2 separate regions of the Homo sapiens genome follow, and region 2 is linked to region 1. Evidence: chromatin contacts called from ENCODE Hi-C data. All regions are on one chromosome and are shown on one strand. Each heading gives the region's core, a stretch centred on a gene start or an enhancer-like site at or near the end of the contact. The rest is flanking DNA. Distances are from core to core; before and after follow the strand shown.

The links. Hi-C counts contacts between places; a loop is a spot of excess contacts on that map. Pooled maps may share reads with other maps.
Region 2: a loop to region 1 is called in a map of CD8-positive, alpha-beta T cell, with 2.6 times the contacts of the local background. The contact joins the promoter of PWWP2A here to the promoter of EBF1 in region 1. A Hi-C loop is called at or near these places in 3 of 168 maps with a recorded cell type or tissue (CD8-positive, alpha-beta T cell and naive thymus-derived CD4-positive, alpha-beta T cell) and 7 of 50 pooled maps.

Annotation. Positions count from the first base shown.
Region 1 is chr5:159,098,580-159,104,536 of GRCh38, forward strand. It overlaps EBF1 (EBF transcription factor 1), which reads right to left and starts at 1,337. Exons shown (of 16, transcript NM_024007.5): 1 at 766-1,337. The coding sequence starts at 899. It overlaps LINC02202 (long intergenic non-protein coding RNA 2202), which reads left to right and starts at 1,904. Exons shown (of 3, transcript NR_109890.1): 1 at 1,904-2,259. RefSeq lists a silencer at 510-799 and enhancers at 1,617-2,245, 2,246-2,872, 5,453-5,957.
Region 2 is chr5:160,116,862-160,123,317 of GRCh38, forward strand. PWWP2A (PWWP domain containing 2A) reads right to left here and starts at 2,589. Exons shown (of 2, transcript NM_001130864.2): 1 at 1,944-2,589. The coding sequence starts at 2,527. RefSeq lists silencers at 1,585-2,004, 2,125-2,304, 2,405-2,504, 2,665-2,714 and an enhancer at 2,141-2,640.

The DNA of each region.
Region 1 (5,957 bases), core at 87-2,586:
AAGAAAGAAGAGAAAGAAAATGGAGAGAGGAAGGGAGGAAGGAAAAGAGTGAGGGAGAAATTAAGGGAAGGTGGGGGAAAGAAATGAGAGAAGGAAATGAAAGAAAGAAGAAAGAAAAGAAGGCAGGAAGAGAGACAGGAAAGAACGAAGAACGAAAGAAATGGAAGGAGGGAAGAGGGGAAGAAAGGAAGAGGAAGGAGAAGAGAAGAAAATAAAGGGGGGAGAAAGGAAAGAAGGAAGAAAGAAAAAAGAAAGGCAGGAAGAGGAAAGAGAAAGAAAAAGGAAAAAGAAAAGGAGGAAAGAAAAAAAGAAAGAAAAAGAAAAAAGAAAGAAAAAGGAAGGAAGGAAGAGAAAGAAAGAAAGAAAAAAGAAAAGAGGGAAAGGAAGAGCGAAGGGAAAGAAGAAAAGAGAGCCGGCCGGAAAAGAAAGAGCAATCACATAAAAACATAAAACACAGATCTCCAACATGCTGTGTTGAGACGCCTCTTCTGGGTTAAAACAAAATGAAAACAGTCACAGACGAGGCAGGGGAAAGTGCTGGCAAAGCGTGGGCTCCTCGCAGACAGCTCCAGGTCCTCCGGCCGCAGGCGACGAAGGCAGAGCGGCTGGAGAGCGCGGAGCCCCGGCGGAGAGCGGAGCGCAGCGGCTGCGGACTCACCCCGCCGCCCGGCCCCGCGGCAGCAGCTGCCGCTGCCGCTGCCGCCTCCGCCTCCCGGCTCTCCCGCTCGCGGCTCACCTCGGCCGCGGTCCCCGCGCAGTACCCACCTCTGCGCCGCCGTGTTGGCGTCCAGCACCCCGGCGCCCTGCATCCACGTCCGCACCGCGTTCATGCCGCTGCCCAGCGGCTCTTCCTTCATGCTGCTTCCACTCCGTTGGATGCTTTCCTGAATCCCAAACATGAAAACAACCTTTTCTTGTGGAAAATCTCCTCCCCCTTGAAAAAAATTAAAAAAAAAAAAAAAGGAAAGAAAAGAAAGAAAAGAAAAGAAACAAAAACGCCAACCAGAGATTTTTTTTTTTCTCAGACGATGAACTCGCACTTAGAAGATCAAGGCGGGCTGGAAAGCAAATTTTTAAAAAATGTAAACCTCTGCTCAAAACTGAGCGATAACCCGAAAAAAAGAAGAAAGGGAAAATCCAACGAAAAGACCAAAATAATAAAATTAGAGATGTATGCTTGGCTGTTGGGGGTTGTTTGGTTGGTTGATTTTTGGTTTGGGTGCTTTTTTTTTTTTTTTGCTTTTTTTTTTTTTTTTTTGTAATGATCACAGGCCGGTGGAGGACAGGAGGGGCTGGAGTTTCCTTTTGTAGAGGTACCCTTCACTTGAAGAAGCAGGAAGAAAAAAAAAAAAAAAAAAAAAAAAAAAAAAAAAAAACCCTGATGGCAATTTAAGAAACAATAGACTCAACTCGCGCTGCCGGCTTTGCTACTTCAAGTGTCATTTTCCACAACCAGGCAAGTTTTTTCCTCTCTCTCTCTTTTTTTTTCCTCCTTCTCTCCCAACCAAAGATGTTTCTTTCCTTTGCGTGTAGATGAGGAGGACGCTGGTTGCCGTAGACAGATACACCAGAGAGGGTGGGGGGAAGGGGAGAGAGGGAGAGAGGAAAGGGGGGGAGGGAAAGAGAGATAGAGAGGAGAGGGAGAAAGAGAGAGGGGTGGACCCTGCTGGATGGAGATTCTGTTTTCTCCTTGCTAAAATAGAAGTGATTTGCAGGCTTTCCCTATGGAATCCAGTTTGACTTTCCCCAGAGCTAAACACAGGCACACTAACCCCAAAGGGAGGAGGCGGGGCCCGCGCATCGAGGCCCCGCCCCTTCATTTGCATAACGTCATCTTTCCGCCCACCGCAGCCAATCGCGGCCCGGGAGCCGGCTCGCTGGCGGCGCCAGGCCACGCTCTCTCATTAACATCCCGCTCCCGGTGGCGCAGGGGAGCCGGCCAAAGTTCCTCGCAAAGTGGCGAGCGAAGGAGCGCTGAGCACTGACGTCTGGGCTGGGGAGGAGCGGGTCCGAGCGAGGACGGAGAGGGGACAGAGGGAAAGGGAGGCGGGTGTCTTCCTCAGGAATTTGAGCTGGGGATCTGCATCCTGGCCATTGCAGTCCTTTAGCATCCTCGCCGCGCCCTGAGCGCGCTGGAGGCTCGCAGGCTGCGCCCTCCCAGGGCTGATGCCGCGTCCTGCTCCGCCGTTCTGGGACGTCGGGGACAAAAGTGGAGGAGACGGGAGAGCCCGGGCAGAAAAAGCAGGACGCGCGTCCCAGGTGCCCACCTCTTCGCTTTGAGGCGGGGGCGGTGGGATGGAATATGGGTGCGCGAGGTCGGGGCTGGTAACTCTCGGAGGGGCACGGCCTCCACGCTGGGAGGGATGAATGGACGCTGGGCCCCGGCAAATGAGGCGCTGTGGGTCCCCAGGAAGTGGGGTACCAGGCTCTACTCCCACCCCGGCCTCTGAAACGCTTCTCTCTCGGCCGCTAGCCTAGAGGCTGCCAGGGTTGGGCACTGTTCTCACTCACACGCTCACCTCTCTCGGGCAGTCCTCGAGATATGTGAATGGTGGAATGAATGCTCTCACTGGGGCTGTGTCAGGATGCGTTTTTAAATTTTCTCAAATTAAATGCCAACCCCTCATTCCCCACCCCAAGTAGTTGGTTCGTTTGTTTTTAGAGTAACTACCAAAGCAACAGCAATGTTAACCGTCCTTGATTAGCTGGTTATTTGGTGTAGGGTTTTTCTCATCCTCCTTTATTCTTCCTGTTAAAAAGGAGGGCTTGAACAAATCCTTCCTAACTCTGTCTCTGCCATATGAAAAGGGTGGGGGGAGAAGAGAAGGAAGGTGGGGAGAAAGGACAAAAAAGGAAGAAGGGGAAGAGAAAATGGGAAGGAAGGAGGGAGAGAGAAAGGAGAGAAGGAGAAGGAACGAATGGAAATGGGAGAGATGGAAGGAAAAAGGGAAAGAAAAAAGGACGAAATTGTCTCCCTCCTCAGGCTTTTCAGCATGTATCTTTGTGGCTGGCAAAGGAAATAGCTAGAAGTTTCTGGGTAATGTACCCCATCATTTTTTAGCAGGTTGTAACCTCTAATAAGCACATGGTGAACTTCTGTTTCATTGCCCTCAAAGGAACTCCCTGACTGCAGCCAAATCTGCTAAGGACTCCTTCGGGGAAATTATCTGCCAGAAATCCAGGTCCCCTTTCTGCTGGCCTTCCTTGGTCCTTTGATTTAGGAAGCTCATGGGGTCAGTGATGGAAAAGTACACATGCCCATGTTGAATAGAGACAGGCAAGAGTTATGCTTTGTGCTCTTGGCAGAGCAGTGGAGCCACTTCCTGATTCCTAAACTGGATGAAAGAGTGTGGTCCTGGCCTGCAGTGCATGGCCACTGTCCTCAAACACTGCTTTATCTCCTGTGCACGAGGCCTGCCCAGCTCTCACACATGTAATCTAGACTTCTTGTGTGCTGAGCACTTTCCCCTGGTACCATAATTAATGCCATCTCTTCCAGGACTTCCCTGAAGGGATTGGTCTGATCTTTTGGGATCCCCATAGCATTCACAGGGGTTCCTAACATAGCGTTCATGTCGAAGAAGAGTATAATGGTGGAGAGACTTGAAGGGCTGTAGGTTTTTGGGGATAGGTATGTGAACATTTTCAGTCTCTATAGTATTTAAATGCACAATTGAAACTTGGCCTGCTAAAAACTTTCTAAAGCTCCAAACTTAACCTTATGCTCCAGGTCCAAAGGGGTCCCCAGAGTCAATCCCTCCCCCTGCCTGGGCCATATTCTCCAGCTCAGAGAGGATCCTTGAAGGTAAGGAGATGAGGAAGCAAAGCCCACCCATCCTATCAATGGGTCCCATATAGCCCTGGCAAAAGGCCTAGGCCTCCTTCTCTTTATCTGCCTGAACCTCCATTTTACTCTCCAGTAAACAGTCCTCAACTGCAGGACTCCCAGCTGAGTCTGGTGGGGTGTCTCCAGTGGTGAGGGACACAAAATAAGGGAGCAGATCACTGCCAAAGGAAGGTGACAAAAGTGCCAGGGAAAAGAAAAGCATAGACACCCTCAAGTCCAGGATCAGCAAGAGACACACAGCAGATAGATTTCTGGGGTTGAACAGAGTCTAGAAGCATCTGCAAAGGATGCGTTTGTTGAGAGCCTGAAGCTGACTCACCCAAATGAGAAAGTGGCACAAAGCAAGAAGTCCTGAGCAGCTCAATTTCTACCCCAGAGCCAGTCTCTCCAGGAACTAAATATGAGGGAGGCAATTTCCATACCTGCCAGGCTAGAGAAGGAAGAAAAATAAAAGGGGGCAGAAATATTTTGATAAGACTAATTTCCTTTGGCTGTGCAGAGGCAGCACATACCTCACCTGGGGTGGTGAGTGTGCTTTATTTTAATCAAGCCGAGTGTATTCATAGCTTTTCTTCTTGGTGTCCTTGTGCTTTCAGTCTGGCTTTCTCATCCTGTAATAAATGTTTAAGTAGGAAGGAGGCTAAAGAGAAGGTGGAAGAGAGACAGAGTGAGTGACAGAAAACTGGAAATGACACACAGGCCAGCAGAGCAGTAGTTTTTTTTATGGATTTTCTCTGGTGAATATTGAACCAGCAATTGTAATTTTAAACTTTGAAAAAGAGCCTCTTAAATACTTCTAAATCTTCATGTGAGGGTAGCACTACCTCCAGAGACAAAGCATGTGTGTAGAGGGTGATTGCCATCATACCTGAAAGCAGATACTTCAAGCACTATCCATCACAATTACCTTAGGTATATACTTTATGGTAAAGGTATCCTGTAATGAGATATTCTAGTATGTACAGCATTGCCTAGGCTTTATGGCATATGAGTGATTTGACTTTAGGGTAGTTTATAATAGTAATCCCCAAACTGGGTTCATCAGGCTAATCACATGGGGAAGGGTGCAGGCACTTGTTAGAAATGCAGATTTCCAGGCCTTATCCTGACCCACAGAATCAGAACCTCCTGTGTTGGTGCCTGGGATCTGTATTTAAAGTTATTTGGAAACTCTTGATTTTTGAATATATATCATCTCTGAGAGAAAGAAGGAAGGGAAGGAAGGCGTGAGGAAAAAAGACTTTTGCATGGGGAAAAAATACAGCAGAATGAGTTTACACCTGGAAAGAAAAACTAGAGAGGTTTGGGGTTTCCCCTGGAGCCTAGTTTCCCTGATGAGCTCCTCAAAATTTCTGCAGCTGTGGGAGTTCAGGATACACAGCCCCTCAGATGCTCCCAGCGGTAGGCAGGGCTGTCCAGCTCTCGGGATCTCTTGACCTGGGCCTGGAGGAAGCCCAGGGCAGTGTGCAAGCACTCCCTACCCACCCACTCCCACCCTGACCTTCTGCTCCTTGGCTATCCCAACCCTCTTGAGGCACAGGGAAATCAATTCCCCTTTCTGAAAGGCAACATCTACCAGTAATTTCTGGGGACTCCAGTAGAAACATACCGGTCTCCCCAAAGAGAAGAGACTAGATAAATACAGCCAAACTAAGACCCGTGGAAAGGTCCCAGCGGAAGAGGGAATCGTCTCTGTTCGTCCGCCCCCAGGAGGCCAGACTTGGGACCTGTCACTTGGAAAATTCTCTTGATCTCCATTCCCCTTGTGAGGGCGGGCCCACAGAAGGGCAAACCGTCCCGGGACGTGCCCCCTTCCCTCGCCACCTGCCAGGGACAGCTTCGAACGAGGCGGGAGGACAGATGCCTACTTCAGTGTTGGGAAGGGAAAGGGGAAAAGAAAGATGCAAGGACCTAAGCCAAGGCGCAAAGTCCCTCAGATTGCGGCCGCTCCAGAGGAGTCGACCAGCAGCCTGGAGTCGGGGTTGAGGTGGAGAGGAGCAGGGGCCACGGCGTTGCCCGGTGGACGAGAATAGGAGTGGGTGGCGGCCCGGGGACCTGGGAAAGCCGGGACCTGCGCGAAGGCTCGGCTCTGCGGGGCCCCTGAACTGCA
Region 2 (6,456 bases), core at 1,339-3,838, 1.0 Mb after region 1:
GTGGGTGGATCACCTGAGGTCAGGAGTTTGAGACCAACCTGACCAACATGGTGAAACCCCATCTCTACTAAAAATACAAAATTAGCCAGGCGTGGTGGCACATGCCTGTAATCCCAGCTACTTGGGAGGCTGAGGTAGGAGAATCACTTGAACCAGGGAGGTGGAGGGTGCAGTGAGCAGAGATTGTACCACTGCAGCCTGGACAACAAGAGCGAAACTCTGTCTCAAAAATAAATAAATAAATAAATAAATAAAATACATCAATAGAAAGCACACTCACCTTATTCTGCTTTCTAATTATGAAAACAGGAGTGCAGGCCGGGCACAGTGGCTCACGCCTGTAATTTCAGCACTTTGGAAGGCCAAGGCAGTAGGATCGCTTGAGCCCAGGAGTCTGAGACCAGCCTAGGCAGCACAGCAAGACCCTGTCTCTATTAAATAAGTAAACAAACAAACATAAACAGAAGTGCAAATGCCCTAATCCAAAATTATTTTTAAAAAAGATACTTGAGGCCGGGCACGGCGGCTCATGCCTGTAATCCCAGCCCTTTGGGAGGCTGAGGCGGGTGGATAACCTGAGGTCAGGATTTCAAGACCAGCCTGGCCAACATGGTGAAATCCCGGCTCTAGTTAAAAAATACAAAAATTAGACCAGCATGGTGGCGCACGCCTGTAGTCCCAGCTACTTGGGAGGCTGAGGCGGGAGAATCGCTTGAACCCAGGAGGCGGAGGTTGCAGTGAGACGATATGGCGCCACTGCACTCCAGCCTGGGTGACAGAGTGAGACTCCGTCTCAAAAAAAAAAAAAAAGATATTTGAGATTAAATAATACAGAATAACTGCTCTCATCTTTCCCCTCAAACACCATACTTCAATATGAAATTTTAAATGGCTTTTTTCCCCAAATGGGAAAGAAGGATTCCTGGGTCTTGATGGGAGAGCAAGCAAGTTTAAGAGTAAAACATACTAATAAGCCATTGCAAACAGGTGAGATACGATCAGAGCGTGTGCTGTTGCAGGAAACAGAATGGAAAGCCGTGAATGGGAGTCTCTGCACTTCATATCTGCAAAAGAAGAGAATAAAAAGGTTAACTCCAGACTTAGAACAGGTTCTCTTCCCCTGTTGAAAGCAGAGCCCAAAAACATTTTAAATCAAAAAATGAAAATGTGGTTAAGCCAAATTTGTAGATGAACTCAACCTTCTTGTCCTTAATACATAAACTGAATCCCAGGTGTTAGAAGTTACTTGAACATTTTTATGCTACACCACCTTGACATTAAAGGATTTTTTAAAAATCTCCAATCTCTTCTTTAAACTTTTCTTAAACTATCATTAAAATTAGCAAAATATGCTTCTCTGTTGAATGGTTAACCTAACGGGAATGACTTCTAACCGTAAGAATTACAGTTAAAAGGTTCATTTTAACAAATGCTCTTCCCCCTGTAAGGAGTGACAGGTAACCTTTTGGGAACCCCAATGTACACACCCCTTTCTCCAATCCCGCTAAAGTTAAACGTTAGAGGACAGACAAGTGCCTCCTCGCAAGCAATGCCCCCCGCCCCCCCGTCCCCCCGTCCAACACTCCGTTCTCTGCAAAAATCCATCTGCATCTTGCATTAACCCACCCGCCCAGTGACGGTGACTCCAGGCCAAGTCGCAGAAGAAGACCAGGCGTGAGGGGTGAGACCTGTGAGCCCATCTGCACCTGCACCCTCCCACCTGGTGGCACACCTGCCCCGCAGGCGCCCACCTGGGGCCGGGACCGCCCTCTCCCGGTCTCGCGCGCCTGCCCCACTCGGAGCGCGCGCCACGCGCCGCGCAGGACCAGAGGGCGGGGCCCCGGGCAGCGGGGAAGCGAGGGCTCGGGGAGAGGGGGCCGCCCGGGCTCACTCCCTCCCTGGGGACCCAGCGGACCGGAGGGTGCTGGGGGCGGGCGCGGTACCTTTTGGACAGATCCATGAGGACCCCGGAGAAGAGCTTCTCCCCGAAGCGGAACGACACGACAAGCGCGTCCTCAATGATGTGGTCCAGCGTGACCCGCACCTCCGAGCCCGGGATCAGTTGCGACACCGTGGAGTCCCCGCCCGCCGGCGGCACGAGCGCCGGGGCTACGGGCTGAGGCAGCGGCGGCTCCTCGCGCTCCTCGGGAGCCGGGGGCTGCTCCGGCGGCGATGCAGGAGAAGGTGGAAGTTCCGGCCCTCCCTGAGGCGCGGCTGCCGCCGACTCCGCCACCCGAACGGACAGTTTCTCCTCAGCCTCCAGCTCCGGCCCCACCGCCTCTGGGCTGCGGGCGAGCTCCCCCGGCGGCGGCGGTGGCGGCGGGAGCGGCGGCTCGTCGGCCTGAGGAGCGGATTGCTGCCCGTCAGTCTCGCCATCCGGCACAGACGCTTCAGTGGCCGTGACCGGGAGGGGGTCAGTGCCGGCCTCACTGCCGGGGATGGGCTCCATCTCCGGCTCGGCCTCGCCGGCGCCCCCCTCCCCGGGGGACGCTGCAGTCGCTGCCGCCTCTGCAGCCACGGCCGCCATTTTCTTCCTAGCTTCTCCCTCCTCCAACTCCGGCTGCAGCGGCGGCGGCGACAGCGCTGCTTGGTTCCCTGGGCCTTCCCCTCCCTCCCGCGAACACTTTCGTCCCGCCCTTTCCCTGATGCTCGTTTCTGGCACCTCGCCATTGGTTGCATTCTACACCCCTCCCGCACTTTTGATATTCCATTGGCCAGGGATGGACGTCTATCATCTAGTCAGTCCATCCTTCCCACGCAGAGTAGGAACTTCTCATTGGCCAGATGTGTTGTCAAGTGTGGAATCTGAGTGGAGGAATAGGGGGCGGAATCAAAGGGGGCGGGGGAAGTCACAAAAGAGGAGCCATATACTCATCGCCTCTTGCTATTGGCTGGAAGAGGAAATAAAGTTTTATGGTTGGCCTACGCTCCTGCCCATTATCAGCCAGGTCTTTGGAGGTGGGAGAAAGGATGGAATCATGTGGCGTGCCACTTCTTTCAAAGGCGGCCGAGGGGAGGAGTAACAAGGGAATGCGGGAGGGGAACCGCTTCCCAAGAATCTCTGCGCAGAGATCCTTAGAATAAATGTTATTTCTAGGCGCGGACTTCTTGCGGCCGCGTGTGGGCACGACAGGCTTCTTTGGGAAAGACAACTAAAGTTTGAAATACAATCCTACAGACACTTTTTGAGTGCCTACTATGCTAGTCACTGCACTAGGTGCTGGGGAATGGAATGTTCAAGACGTTCTCCATAACCTCATAGCAGCGGGCTCCAGCGGCCATGAGGAGTACGAGGAGTATTTTCCTTGACTTCTAGGAGTATGATGAGTATTTTCCTTGACTTCTCTCCACTTCCTAGGAACAAAGCACCTATTTATTAATATTTCAGAAATAGGAAAATGCTCATGAAAGAAGAGAGACACCATCCTCACTGGATTAAACTGATGACTGTTCCAGGAAGGAGTCTTGAGACATTGCTGGACTGATATGTGAACACTGCTTGTTCTCTCCAAATCCACTTGCAAAGTGGACGCACCTGGTCCCTGCTAAAGCCTTTTTCTTTCCTGGCTTCTCCAATGCCACGAGAACAAAAGATCTCTCACTTCAGTGTCCTGACGCCCCTACTTCTCTTACTTCCACATCAAGTCTTTTCGTTTGTCATCTCTGGAAGAATCTACTGAACCTATTTCTCTCAAATGGCACCACAGAGTCAGCCTTTTTTCTGGGAGAATGCCTGCAGGAGAGAGGGTAGAAAAACTGCTAGCAATGAAAGTAAAAAAAATAAAGTCCTGAAGAATAATTACAGCTAGTGTCTTTTGAGTACCATGTACCAGGCACTAATACAAACACTATAGCATATCATCTCAATCCTTAAAATTTTGAGGCACAAAGAGGGTGCCCAAGGTTACTCGGCTGGTAAATTGCATAGTCAGAATTTCAGTTTTACATGGAAAAGACTGAAAATAGCAATAAACAAATATCACCATATGCTCTGCCTATTTCAAACCAAGTGGCTCGTGGGGAAAGGCCAGTAGAAGATCCCAATCAGGGAAGTTTCAGAATATCATTTAAAAATACAGAAAGAAACAAATGTACTTAGTGTTCATTTTGTACCAGAGATTTTCCCAAAACTCTCACTTAAAATCCTGTGACTTAAATCTTCTCCCTTTTTTACAGATGAGGAAGCCAAGCCTTAGCCATGTTAAACATCCTAAGCGGGCCAAGCGCGGTGGCTCAAGCCTGTAATCCCAGCACTTTGGGAGGCCGAGGCAGGCGGACCACCTGAGGTCAGGAGTTTGAGAACAACCTGACCAACATGGTGAAACCCCATCTCTACTAAAAATACAAAATTAGCTGAGCATGGTGGCGCATGCCTGTAATCCCAGCTACTTGGAAACCTGAGGCAAGAGAATTGCTTGAACTCAGGAGGCGGAGGTTGCAGTGAGCCGAGATGTGCCCACTGCACTCCACTCTGGGCAACAAGAGTGAAACTCCGTATCAAAAAAATAAAAATAAAAAGATAATAAGATCTTAAGGGTCATACAGCTAGCTAGCAGCAGATCCTATCTAACCTGGGTCCTTCCAAGTACATGACTTTCACTCAATCATTCATTCATCAAAGAGTTATCTCCTTCAGGCTAGATACTTGCAGTAAGCAGATACAGATTCTGCCTTATAGGGTTTTCACCATAATATTTTGTCTACAGTTCACCATAATCAACTAATTAAACACAACATAGAGTCTATGAAATGCCTAGACCCTAAGGTCTCACATTGTATAATCTCCCACAGGGAGAAAAATATAGTTCGGGTCCTGGGACCTGATTACCTCTTGTAGTAATTCATTACAAGATGCTGCAATGAGTAATTTACATTTCAGCTTCATAATAGATTGTGGCATACCAAGTCATTGTCCTAAGCCACCATTTCATTCTGTAACTCAAGAGCTTCTACTGGCTCCCAATGCTCACATGGAGTGTACCTTCTTCTGCTTGGCTTTCAAAGCCCTCTCTGTGTTGTCACCTTACCTTTCAAGGTCTCTTTTCCACTACTCTTCAAGCCTCCTAATACTAGAAAGATTTGGTCTTATATTATTCATTCACTTATTCATTCATTCAACAAATAAATATTAAAGGGGCCGGGCGCGGTGGCTCATGCCTGTAATCCTAGCACTTTGGGAGGCTGAGGCGGGTGGATTACCTGAGGTCAGGAGTTCAAGACTAGCCTGGCCAACATGGTGAAACCTTGTCTCTACTAAAAATACAAAAAATTAGCCGAGTGCAGTGGCACGCACCTGTAATCCCAGCTACTCAGGAGACTGAGGCAGAAGAATCGCTTGAACCCAGGAGGCGGAGGTTATGGTTAGCCAAGATTGTGTCACTGCACTCCAGCCTGGGTGACAGAGCAAGACTTTGTCTCAAAAAAAATTAATAAATAATAAATAAATATTAAAGGACTACTGTGTTTCAGTGACTGGACTAGTCAGGCAGAAGGCATGAAATAAAGAATACAAAAGATATCACTTGAGTTCAGGAGTTCAAGACCAGCCTGGGCAACACAGGGGTTTCACTGTGTTGCCCAGGCTGGTGAATATATATATATACGAAAGATTTAGTAACTGCCCTCCTGAGGATTATTTTTCTAGTTGGGGAACTGTAAAATGAGCATACAATGAATAAAAAGATGATCACAGATGTAAGCAATACCATGAGAGAAATAAACAGGGTGAGAGAATAGAAGTAGCTGGCAGAGGGGCTGAAGGGTGTCTCCTCTAGATAAGGTTGTCACAAAAGCCCTCTCTGAGGATTGGACATCTTAACTAAGATGCAAAGGAAAAGGCAACCAGCTATTGATATTGCTGGATGAACATTTGGATGAAAAGGAACAGCAATTGTTTGAAGTTCTGAGGCAAAAGAGGGCTTGGCTTGTTCCAGAAACAGAAGGAAGACCAATCTGGTTGAGGAATGAGCAAGAAGTTGAGTAGATGAGGTTGAAAAGGAAAACAGGACCCAAATCATGTTTTGTACTGCAGATACAAAAGCAAGGGATTCTGCCCTCAGGGAGCTCCAAATCTAGTGGAAAGCCTGGGCCAGCCATAGTGGCTCATGCCTGTAATCCCAACATTTTGGGAGACTAAGGCAGGAGGATTGCTTGAGCCTAGGAGTTTGAGGCTGTAGTAAGCTATGACCATGCCACTGCACTCCAGCCTTGCAAGACGGTGAGACCCGAACTCAAAGAAAAAAAAGAAACCTGGCTTTTACATTTGCTTTTGTAATCTATTCACCTCTGCATTCAGCCTCCTCCTGGCATGGAATTGGTATGGAGGATGCCTTTGATATTTGTTTAATGGATGGCCACATGATATTTGTGGCTGACTAGGTGATTGGATGGATGGTTGATGGATTGGATGGATAGTTGGAGAACTGAACAGACGGTTGAATAGATGAATGGATGGTT